Regions from separate parts of the Homo sapiens genome. Here region 1 is linked to region 2. Evidence: read pairs that join two places in POLR2A ChIA-PET (ENCODE). Cell type or tissue: Panc1. All regions are shown on one strand. Links, peaks and the distances in the headings refer to the core of each region. The heading gives the core; the rest is flanking DNA. Region 1 overlaps LOC107985833 (a long non-coding RNA gene). Region 2 has its middle 21 kb from the start of STAT4.

Region 1 (5,382 bases), core at 136-5,135, 370 kb before region 2:
TATGTGTCAATTTTGGAAGGGAAATTTACTTCTTTCAGGCCCTTTTTTGATGTTAAAAAAAAAAGTAGAAATGCATCCCAACTTTTTACAATTTGGCAATAATACTTTATCTTGAATGCTTACCTTCTAAATTACTGGTTTCTTCTCAGGACACTGTAGGTCCTGGGCAAAATAACGAGAAATACTGAATAGCTGTAAAAGCGTAAATGTCAATCAAGCTAGCAAAGCACAAAGGGTGAGCACCTAGGAAGAGGGGCCTTTAATTTACAAGGTACTTTCTAAAAAAATAAATGTCATGAAAAGATATTTTATCTATCACACTGAGTTTCCTAATCAGAGAGATAATTTGATCTCAAGAGAAGTAGGAGGAAACTGCTGGCCTCTAGAGTTTCATGAAAAGCAATAAGTAATCAACTCAAAATGAAGAAAAGCAAGTTTTCTATTTTATGTCTTATTTCGGTACCCTTTGCTATATGTAGTTTAATGATTAAAATCTATGTAGGCCAGGTGTGGTGGCTCACACCTGTAATCCTACCTAGCTCTTTGGGAGGCTGAGGTGGGTGGACTGCTTGAGCCCAGGAGTTTGAGACCAACCTGGGCCACATGATGAAACCCTGTCTCTGCAAAAAATACAAAAAAATAGCCAAGTGTGGTCGCAGGTGCCTGTAGTCTTGGCTACTCAGGAGACTAAGGTGGGAGGATCACCTGAGCCCAGGAGGTCGAGGCTGCAGTGAGCCATGATCTCACCACTGCACCCCACATGGGGCAACAGAGTGAGACCCTGTCTCAAAAAAAAAAAAAAAGAGAGACCTATGTAATGAGTCTATAGTTGTAATTACAGTAATTTCTCATTAGTCTATCAGTTGATGACATGCCATGGAAGAGCTGAAGCAAGTGGTAGACTGCAAGTTGCTGTAAAAATAGTATAAAGCCTTCGATGGAAGCAGGCAGAAGGAGAGTGTCATGGCTGGAAAAAGGACCTGAAATCATATTATTATGGAGCACAAACCATTAGAAAGAGATTGTTATTTTTTAAATATTTTGCTTGCAGTTGCAGGACAAAAATATGCAGACTGAGCTACATATGGTTCTTAAAGACATTAGGTAACTATTGCTTTCATTTTATTTTATTTTTGGGATGGAGTCTCGCTCTGTTGCCCAGGCTGGAGGGCAGTGGCAACATCTCAGCTCACTGCAACCTTCGCCTCCCAGGTTCAAGCAATTCTCCTGCTGTTAGCCTAATGAGCAGCTGGGATTACAGGTGCGCACCACCACACCTGGCTAACTTCTGTATTTTTAGTAGAGACGGGGTTTCACCACGTTGCCCAGGCTGGTCTCAAACTCCTGACTTCAGGTGATCCACCCGCCTCAGCCTCCCAAAGTGTTGGGATTACAGGAGTGAGCCACTGTGCCTGACCAGGTAACTATTGCTTTCAAAGTTTCTTCCAAGTATTTTAGTAAGATATGACTTAAAGATCACTGCTGGAATTTCCAGAGAGGGGAAAAAATTTCCACCCCCCAGGTCAGGTCCTGCCCCCTGCACTTACTGCTGCAAAGGAGTAGTGGATCTCACGAATGAACTTGGGAAAAAGACCCAGTCATGCTCAGCACTGCACTTTTCAGCCTTTGGAAGCAGCCCTCATTTTGCTGCCTCCTACTTGGATATTTTGTGGGCCTCCAGCCTGCTTGATGGGGATGAGAAAGAGTAATTCAAGTAAGAAAATATTGGGGAACCCATTGAGCAACAGATCTACACTTTGTTTACTGGTCAGCATTCTCTGTACAGGAGGAAGCCTGGAGGGATAAGAAAAAGAGTAGGTTTTAGGCCTGAGGAATATGAGAGGTCGTGATTTGAACCTGACCTTCCAGGACTTTCTAAAATTACATGTGTCTGGCCAGGCGTGGTGGCTCATGCCTGTAATCCCAGCACTTTGGGAGGCTGAGGCTGGCAGATCACCTGAGGTCAGGAGTTCAAGACCAGCCTGGCCAACATGGCGAAACCCTGTCTCTATTAAAGATACAAAAATTAGCTAGGCGTGGTGGCATGCACCTGTAGTCCCAGCTACTCAGGAGGCTGAGGCAGGAGAATCACTTGAACCCAGGAGGCAGAGGTTGCAGTGAGCTGAGATCACACCACTGCACTCCAGCCTGGGCAACAGAGCGAGACTCCATCTCAAATAAAATAAAATAAAATAAGATAAAATAAAATTACATGTGTCAAGGTGGGGAGTTAGAGCATATTTTATCTACCAAGTTGTAGACCTGATACTGATTTTGTAACATGTAGTCATATGGTACGTGGGCCGCCCGTTGTTCTCTTGCCCTGGACCCTGCACGTTAGGAGCAAGGCTGCTGCTCTGGTCCCTCACCAGTGGGCACTTGGAGATCATTTCCTTGTATCAGACCCCTCTTTAGTCACTGCAGCATATTCTCTGTGTCTGCAGGTGCTCACAGTTCAGATTTTATCTACAGTCTTCATCAACTGTATTCGCTTTCCTCTAATGCCCGTCATAAATGCCCTGTGCTTATCACTTATTGTGGATTTTTATATGTCCAGGGGTTTAGAGCTTAGCACTTCGAGTTTTTTGTTTTTTGTTTTGTTTTTTTTTTTTTGGTTTTGGGGTTTTTTTGTTTTTGTTTTTGTTTTGTTTTGTTTTGTTTTTGGCGTGGGGGTTCTTCCTATATTCTGCTCAGTCTTCTTAGTCAGAAGTGCAATTTCCAAATTGAGGATAAGTCTCCAAAGTCACAGAGACATGTTCTGTGTAGCACTATCAGCTGCCCCTGTAGGCTGAGGCAGGCTGTGCTTTATAGTGAAACCACTTCACACCTATTCCCTGGCCCTCAGCCACCCACAGTGCTGTGGGATGGCAGCGGAGACCCTAGCTACCCATGCCTGGAGATCAGGGAAGGAGGAAGAATTTAAGCTGAGAATTGCAGGAATTTCTCTATATGTTGGGGAGTCCTCAGATTATATCCAAAACACATGAGGCACTAGACAGATTCATTATAAGCACAAGCAGAAAAAAAAGTCACATATGAATTTGCACTAAGGCAGCATTCGGTGGCTCACTCCTGTAGTCCTAGCACTTCGGGAGGCCAAGGCAGGTGGATCATCTGAGCTCTGGAGACCTGCCTGGGCCACATGGGGAAACCCCATCTTTACAAAAAAATACAAAAAATTAGCCGGGCATAGTGGTGCATGCCTGTAGTCCCCACCACTCAGGAAGCTGAAGTGGGAGAATGACCTGAGCCCTGGAGGTCAAGGCTGTAGTGAGCCGAGATCAGACCGCTGAACTCCAGCCTGGGCAATGGTGTGAGACCCTGTCTCAAATAAATAAATAAAATTTACACTAGGGAACCTTACATATAGCCAAAGATTTTAATATGTGGTACAGAGTTGTAAGCTCTCTCTCTGAGTGCTGGCTCCTACATAGCAGAGAGAGTGAAGATACATTAATCGATAAAGCACTGAAAAACAAGAAATGATTTGTTCCTAGCAACATCCCTGTGGCTATGTCATATTCTTGGTGATAAAGATGATTCACTAAGAGATTCAGTTAGAGACAAGACAATTGTGGAATGAGGATTATGGTGGCACTCACACATTTTGCATCCCCCAGTCCCTGCATAACCCAGAAAGAAGATAGTCCTGTTTCTAAATCTGTATGCAAATTTTTCCTCCATGGAAGTATAATATCTGAAAGCAAAATTGGTCCATTGAGTTAATCACTAAATAGGGCACTTCAGTGTGCTCTAGTTCTGACATCTAATCAGCAATACAGCTGCATTTAAATACTGAAGACTTAAAGGTTTTTGGCTTCTGAAGCAAAGGATTTTCTAGGTAATCTTGCCTATAAGGTCCTTGACTTGTGCCGTCAAATGCTGCCAACTGTGATTTGCAGGAAATCAGGAAATAACAGTGCGGTCTGTTTTTCTCCTGTGTACTGTGTAAGGTTGGGAGTTTTTCATTATAATTACCATTTGCTAGTGAAAAGCTCATTTCTCAATTTTACTGTTGACTGGATAGAAACCAAATTTGCCAGAGATATGTGTGCACGTCCTCCTCTCCTCCACAATGAACTCCAACACCAGTCAAGGCACAGTGTCACATGCGGTCCTTAGAACAAGTCAGGAGCTTCTGCTCAAAAACCTCCAGGACTTGAGCTTAGGCCAAGATTTTGCTTCTTTTTTTTTTTTTTTTTTTTTTTGGTAATCTCTTTGTTCTCTGAACAGAAAGAATCTAACAGAGCAAAAACCAAAATTTGAAATTATGCTAAAATAAAAATGCTTGTAGGTTATTGCAGTGTAGATTATGCAAAAAAAGAATCATTAGGATAGGGCAATCAGCTTCCATTAAATAAGCCTAAAAGCAGCAGCTTGGGGGATAAAAAAGAAAAAAAAAAGAAGAAAAGAAAAAAGAAAAAGACACACTGAGACATTGCCTTCGGTGCCCCCTGCTGGAACAACGGTAATTATGCTTGTTAGAATATTTAGCATAATTAGTCTTTAGCTGCCCATTTCAGTTTTGCTCAAGATATAAATGTCAAGTCAAAGCTATTAAAAACCATATTCTTGAGAAACAGATACTCAGAAGGAGAATTGCCCAGGTAGCAAATGCTCTGTTGGAAATCACAAATGCCACTGAATATTTGTATTGTTGTGCTGGCTGGATGCACTAATTACTATAATTTTTTTATAGCATATGAACTCTAGGCTGTTTGATAGCCACAATAAAATTAATTTTATGTTAATTAGCCTCCCATTCAAGTGAAAACTAAAGTCACAAACTGCCCTGCCCTTCCTTCATGTGGGCTATTTCCTCTCAGGAGGCTGGTCAGTGTACCCTAGGTCTGTTTCCTACTAAACGGCAGGGTTCCCTTGGCCCTGAGCTACTGTAAACCAGGAATGGGATTTACTGTCTATCAACTCAGAGAAAAATAGATCCCCTCCCCAACCAGTCCCCCAGGCAGCGTGAGTGTCACTGGCTAGGCTCAACAGAAAGCGCGGTCTGGTGTCACCAGCTGAGCAGACGACCCTTGTGCCTGTTTTGCATTTATCATGGTTGCTTCCCTTGGGGACAATAAGAAGAGTGAGGCAAAAGTCCCCCTCCCCTAGCAAGGAGACTGTCATTGCCCTATCAGCTTCCAGAGCAGCTTTTATCTGAGACTAGTGCTGGGAATAGAGACTCACAGGCTGGATGAAGAAAACTGCCTGGGGAAGGGGATCCCTCCTCCAGGCAGTGCTGGCAAGAGGCTCCCTATGATGGCACCTACTGTGGATGAGGTACAGGGTTTTTAGACTCACAGCAGCTCCAAGGGCCTTTCCCTCTCCTTCGTTTTACAGGTAAGAAAATGGAGATAAAGGAGGGCATGAGACTTCCAA
Region 2 (5,382 bases), core at 157-5,156:
TTTCATAAGGCTGCTTGCCATCTGCAGCAGTGTTATTAACATCTCTCCCAGTTTCTTTGCTATGTCATCAATGGGTAGGCCAGGATATTCTCCTTTGATCTTGGTGATACTCAGAACAGAACAAGAAAAAGCCCAAAAGAGGCCTCTTGGGTGCACTGGTTTCCTTAAACTCCTCTTTTGTTTCCCCTTTAGGAGGGATTAGGTTTTCATTTGTCTTTCATAACAGGTTTTGTCTGCCTTTGCCATGTCTTCAAATTTTCCTTTCTCTTTAGCAGAAATGGCCTTCCACCTCCCTGAGCACTCCTGAGACAACTCTGAGAAGCTGACCGAAGGAGCTGGATGCTGCTTCTTGTGCTTCCTCCCAGCAAGTCTATACAGAGAATGCATATGATGACATGTTGCCCCATGGCCTCTTAGGATCTCCTTTGCGCATGTTTAGTAATTTTTCCTTAGCCACCAACAGAGTGGCCCAGTGCTTATCAATTCTCACTTTCCCCAGCACTATTTCTATGGAGCTCAATGTACTGCAATAGCCATGACAGTGGGAGCCAGATGCTGCCTCTCATTAGATTCTCTTTATTGGAAATTTGAACAGAAAAATATGGAACGAACTTTATAATGAACAGTGGAATGGGAAGTGAGAGAATTTCAAGGGAATGAAAGCTATGGAAAGTCAAAGGCATGTGTCATCTTGAGTTACCAGGGGGCAGAAGAAGTTGGTCATTATAGAGAGGAGAATGGAACTGATGTGTAGAACGAAGCTGATAACATAAAAAAGCAAGAGACAAAAGACAGGTATAGAATGTCTCAGAGAAAAACAGAAATAGAAAAAATAGAGGCAGAGAAAGAGACCGAGAGAGAAGCAGACAGATGAAGAGATAGAGGTAGATAGAAACCTCACTCAGAACTGCCACCATCAGCTTAATCCCCCAAACTAGAAACCTCTGCAGACATCTCCCTTATCACCCACATCCAATGTTGTCAATTCTACCTTCCAAAGATGTCTTTAAGGGCTGGGCACGGTGGCTTATGCCTGTAATCCCAGCACTTTGGGAGGCTGAGGCAGGAGGATCACCTGAGTTCAGGAGCTCAAGACCAGCCTGGCCAACATGGTAAAACCCCATCGCTACTAAAAACACAAAAAATTAGCTGGGCGTGGTGGCAAGCACCTATAATTCCAGCTACTCAGGAGGCTGAGGCAGGAGAATAGCTTGAACCTGGCAGGAGGCAGAGATTGCAGTGAGCCACTCTGGCAGGAAGCAGAGGTTGCAGTGAGATTGAGCCACTGCACTCCAGCCTGTGAGACAGAGACTCCATCTCAAAAAAAAAAAGAAAAAAAAATTTCTAAGATGTGATTTTTTTTTTTTTTAAGTCCTGCTGTCACTGCCGTCCAGATCTTCATAAGTACTTGCTGGGACTATGGCAAAAACCTCACAACTGGTCTCTCCCTACCCCAGTCTATTTCCAGCACTGTTGCAGATCACACTATCTTACACTTTGGTGGCCACGTCTTCGGGCCTGGCGAAACCTGCCTCATCTCCTCTCCTGTGAGTGCTAGGTTCCTCCAGATCCCATTCTTCTGCCACAGCAAATCAGGCCCTGACCTTTGTAAATGGGATTCCCTTGGCTTTCTCTTCTGCATTTGGCAATCTTCCATCCTGCCTTCAAAATCTGGCTCAAAAATACCTCAGTAATGCCTTTTCACCTCTTTCAGGCAGAGTTATCTTATAACAAAGTTCCTACCTTTCCCATTATACCGTGAGCTTTTTTTTTAGTTATCTCAGAATTCCCAGGACACAGCAAATGTGCGTTGTCTTGAACTAAATTTGTGGAATTTCAGGTAATGAGGGAGCCAGGACACTGCTGGGTGGGTGGGCCAGCTCTTATGATTCTGCCCCAACCCAGAGCCAGCCCCTAGATTTTCAGGTTTTTGTCTTCATCCACGTTTATCCCCACAGATCCTCTGAAAGCTCCAAACAAAATTTTCCCCACAGCTCCATGGTAACCTCAGCAGAGGCTCCTGGAGGTGACAGTTCTGGGATGCAAAGAAGGGCGAATGAAGTGGGGCAGCTATTTGTCCATGTGAGTATTTGGACTTCCTTGATACACATAAGAGCAATTTCCTTCCTTTTTGCTTTGAATCCTAAGAAAATGCCTCAATAAAAAATACTTAGGGGAGCACATGAATTAACTCACTTTCCATCACCTGAACCACTTAGCGCTTCCAACAAAGCTTTGGGGGGAAATCTGTATTTAATCAATGTTGAAACAATCACTCTGATGCAGAAATGCACACAAAAAGAGGACCAGCTTTTATTTTGCGTACTGTATTCCTTTTGACAGTGATGACTAATGGAGTAAGATTTTTGTTCACTAGAAGAAGCTCAGTAGCATGTATCAGGGCAATTAACTTGGAAATCTGTGAATAAGCATGATTCAGGGGCCTATTGAACATCAACTTGCAGACTCTTATGAATCCTGGTTGCTTCCATTGGCTGAAAAAATACTGTAAAATCTTGAATTTTGCAGTAAAAAAAATTCATTTTGGTTGTGACTCCTACTTGAGTCACATGGTATCAGATGGAAAATGAGTAGGAAGGAGAGGATCGCTGCCAACTAAAAGGAGAGAGGCTAGTCTGGACAGAGCATTTTGTGGGACACAGATTTGATTGTAAGCCAACTATTTTAAAAATCCTCATTCTTGCAAGCTAGCACATGACCTCTTTCCTAAGGGTGAGGAGATTCCAGAGGTACATATTTGCCATCTGGAGTGGATGCAAATTCTAGTGCAATTCATCTAGAAACCTGCATCATTGAAATTAATCATCATGTTGAACAAGGAGAGCATGCTGGGGCAGGGAGGTCAGTTTCACTTGATAAGAATAGAATGCACATTCTAGCTGGGAATGTGCTGACATTCATTGCATTCAGGAAAATTCTACACAAAGCCTCTCTCTCTGGAGAGGATTCCTGAGAAAGAGAAGGGCTCACTGTGTGGCATAGAAATGAGAACCCCCTCAAAGCCCTGGCTTTTGAAGGTATCCAGAATCACAGTGATTCAATGCCATTGGATACTGCTCTTTTTCTTCCTGGGAGGGAAACATCAGTCCATCAGTTCAAACCCTACAGGGTTTTCTGTGTTTGTCCTAATCATGTTAGAAGCAGAACGCCTAGTTAGTAATCAAGCACCAGTTGGAGCTGTTTCCTACCAAACGTATGGTTTTGATTTTGAAGCCCTCCATTCATTGTTCTTTAGCACTGTGAAGGGCTTGTAACCAGCTAACTGCTTCTCCTACTTTGGTCTGGGGAACTAAATGCAAATCTGGCTGATACTTCAGATGGGCTAGGGCCAAATTTTGTTGGTTTTTGTTAATGCTGTTACTTATTTTTGAAAGAGGTGTGGACAAAAAAAAAAGGGCAAAAGTTGGAATGGTATTTGAAGTTTGCTCGTGGTGTTTTAGGGAAACAGGAACATATCACTATAAAAGACATTTCCTTCAATATGGGTAAGAGTTCCTCATTGATTCAACTGAGCTCTTGAAATCTGAAATGTTTAGGGAGCAGTAGAAATTTGATAAGGGATCATAGACTCAAGGGGATGAGAGAAGATTTGAAAAGTCATCGAATATAACTCCTTGATTTAGTAAAACCATAATTCGTAGTTTTCCTCTGATGAGTCACGGCCAGGAAGTAGATATTGTAGATGAGTCTGGGTCCTTGCACTTCTCAGCTTCTGTCATTTACAAATTCTACTTTGATGTCTCTGAAGATGACATCTGAATGTGCATGTGCAGAAGAAGTGGCATTGAATAGAACTGGTTTAAAATCCCTAATTTGCTACTTAATTGCTGTTTGAATTTGCATAAGTTATTGAACCCTCTAACCCTCAATTTCCTCATCTATAATATGGGATAATAATAACTACGCTGCAGGGATCATTTTAAAACTAAATTAGATAATGCCGTATGATATCTATATCTATATTCCTACTTTCCACCATACACAGCACTAATTTTTAAAATAAAATTAAAACAAAAATATAATCTATAATATTTGAATGTAAACTTAAGATAATGGATGCTGTTTTGCTGAAATTAAATGCATTTACACAGTGAATTTGAAAGTTTGTTTGAGTTTAGTAAGCCAGTAACATCAAATTCCACTGTGTAAGTGTCCTGGAATTTAATCAGAACCCAGAGATCTCTCAGCCTGTTTGCCATTATTTGCCATCGCATAATGGGTTGCCAGGTGCAATTTCACCTCTGTCTGAGACCATTGCTTGGATCAAAGAGGGCTCTTGTTTATCCAGCTCCCTATGAGACCAGGCAGGGCCAGTGGTGACCCTCCAAGCTGAGCTCAGCCAGAGGGAACCTGTGTCTTGGTGCTCAGTTCTGAACAGTCTCATAGACCCCCATACTTGAGTGGGCTTAGGGACCCATACCCTTCTAAAATCCACTGAGAAATCCTCAACAGAGGAGTTATGTGTTAACTTTATCTTTTAGAGGAATCATGTTGGCAGCAGCTTGAGGATAGGCTGGAGTGGCTAAGAATGACAAGGGAGTGGCAATTGAATCGTAGAAATACTTCAAACTCAGGCACCTCGCATTTAAAACACCACAGCACTTCCACGCATCACCAGCTTTACCTGCTTCTATTTTCCAGTATGAAGCTTCTGCTCCTGCCAATATGTTCTGTTTGACCTTCCCTGAATACACACTGGGTTTCCCTGCCTATTCAGCCCGTACTTATGTCTTTCTCTTCACTTATATATTCCTCTAGTCCTTATCAAAAATCCTAACCGTTCTTTTAGGGTCCATCTTCTTCACTCAGTCTTTCTTAGTTTGTTCAAATTACCTAATATGATTCATAAATTACCTTGTATTGAGGTATTTATGTTCCATACTGTGACTTGTCTCTTCCAGCAATTGGGTTCAAATGTGATGGCAGGCACACCTCTTGCACAAGCTGGTATTTTACCTGATTTTAACCTATGATGGCTCATTGTTCAATGTTGGCACTCTATAACTTGCTGAATAAATAGATGACTAAATAAACCACCCATTGACTCATCTTATAGGCACCCCTATATAGCTGTAAGGGAATTATTTAGTAACTGCTTAAAATGTATCTAAATTGGATGTTTTACATTAGGTTCATAAGTGAAAAGCAAGCTTGTCAGAGATCTTCAAATGAAGCTTATTTAATGAGTTATTTTTTAAAATCCTATACAACAATGGAAAACCACAGTAAGTGGGTGTGATGGTAGTTCAAGAGTAACATTTTACTGATTTATAAGAAGAGTAAAAAATAGAAGTGAACAGTGAAAAGACTGAAATCATTTTTCCTCCATATGTTTTGTTTTATGTTTGCTTTTGCTTCTGG

What was found. ChIA-PET counts read pairs that join two places held together with the same protein. Peaks named below come from ENCODE experiments on the same cell type or tissue, not always from the same donor. Only the 100,000 strongest peaks of a DNase experiment are listed, where the experiment ranks them.
Region 1: POLR2A ChIA-PET joins it to region 2 with 5 read pairs; 3 of 35 experiments call an interaction of 5 or more read pairs at or near these places.

What each region holds. Positions count from the first base shown.
Region 1 is chr2:191,538,339-191,543,720 of GRCh38, reverse strand. The region is part of intron 2 of LOC107985833 (a long non-coding RNA gene); the gene reads right to left. Among named protein-coding and RNA genes, the nearest start is that of NABP1, 140 kb to the left of the region's middle. RefSeq lists a silencer at 1,999-2,161. In Panc1, for the core only: CTCF peaks have their summits at 4,261 and 4,465 (motif pointing left); no DNase peak of the experiment used is centred there.
Region 2 is chr2:191,169,284-191,174,665 of GRCh38, reverse strand. It overlaps the pseudogene HMGB1P27. Among named protein-coding and RNA genes, the nearest start is that of STAT4, 21 kb to the right of the region's middle. In Panc1, for the core only: no CTCF peak of the experiment used is centred there; a DNase peak (open chromatin) is centred at 2,534; H3K27ac peaks cover 3,971 bases.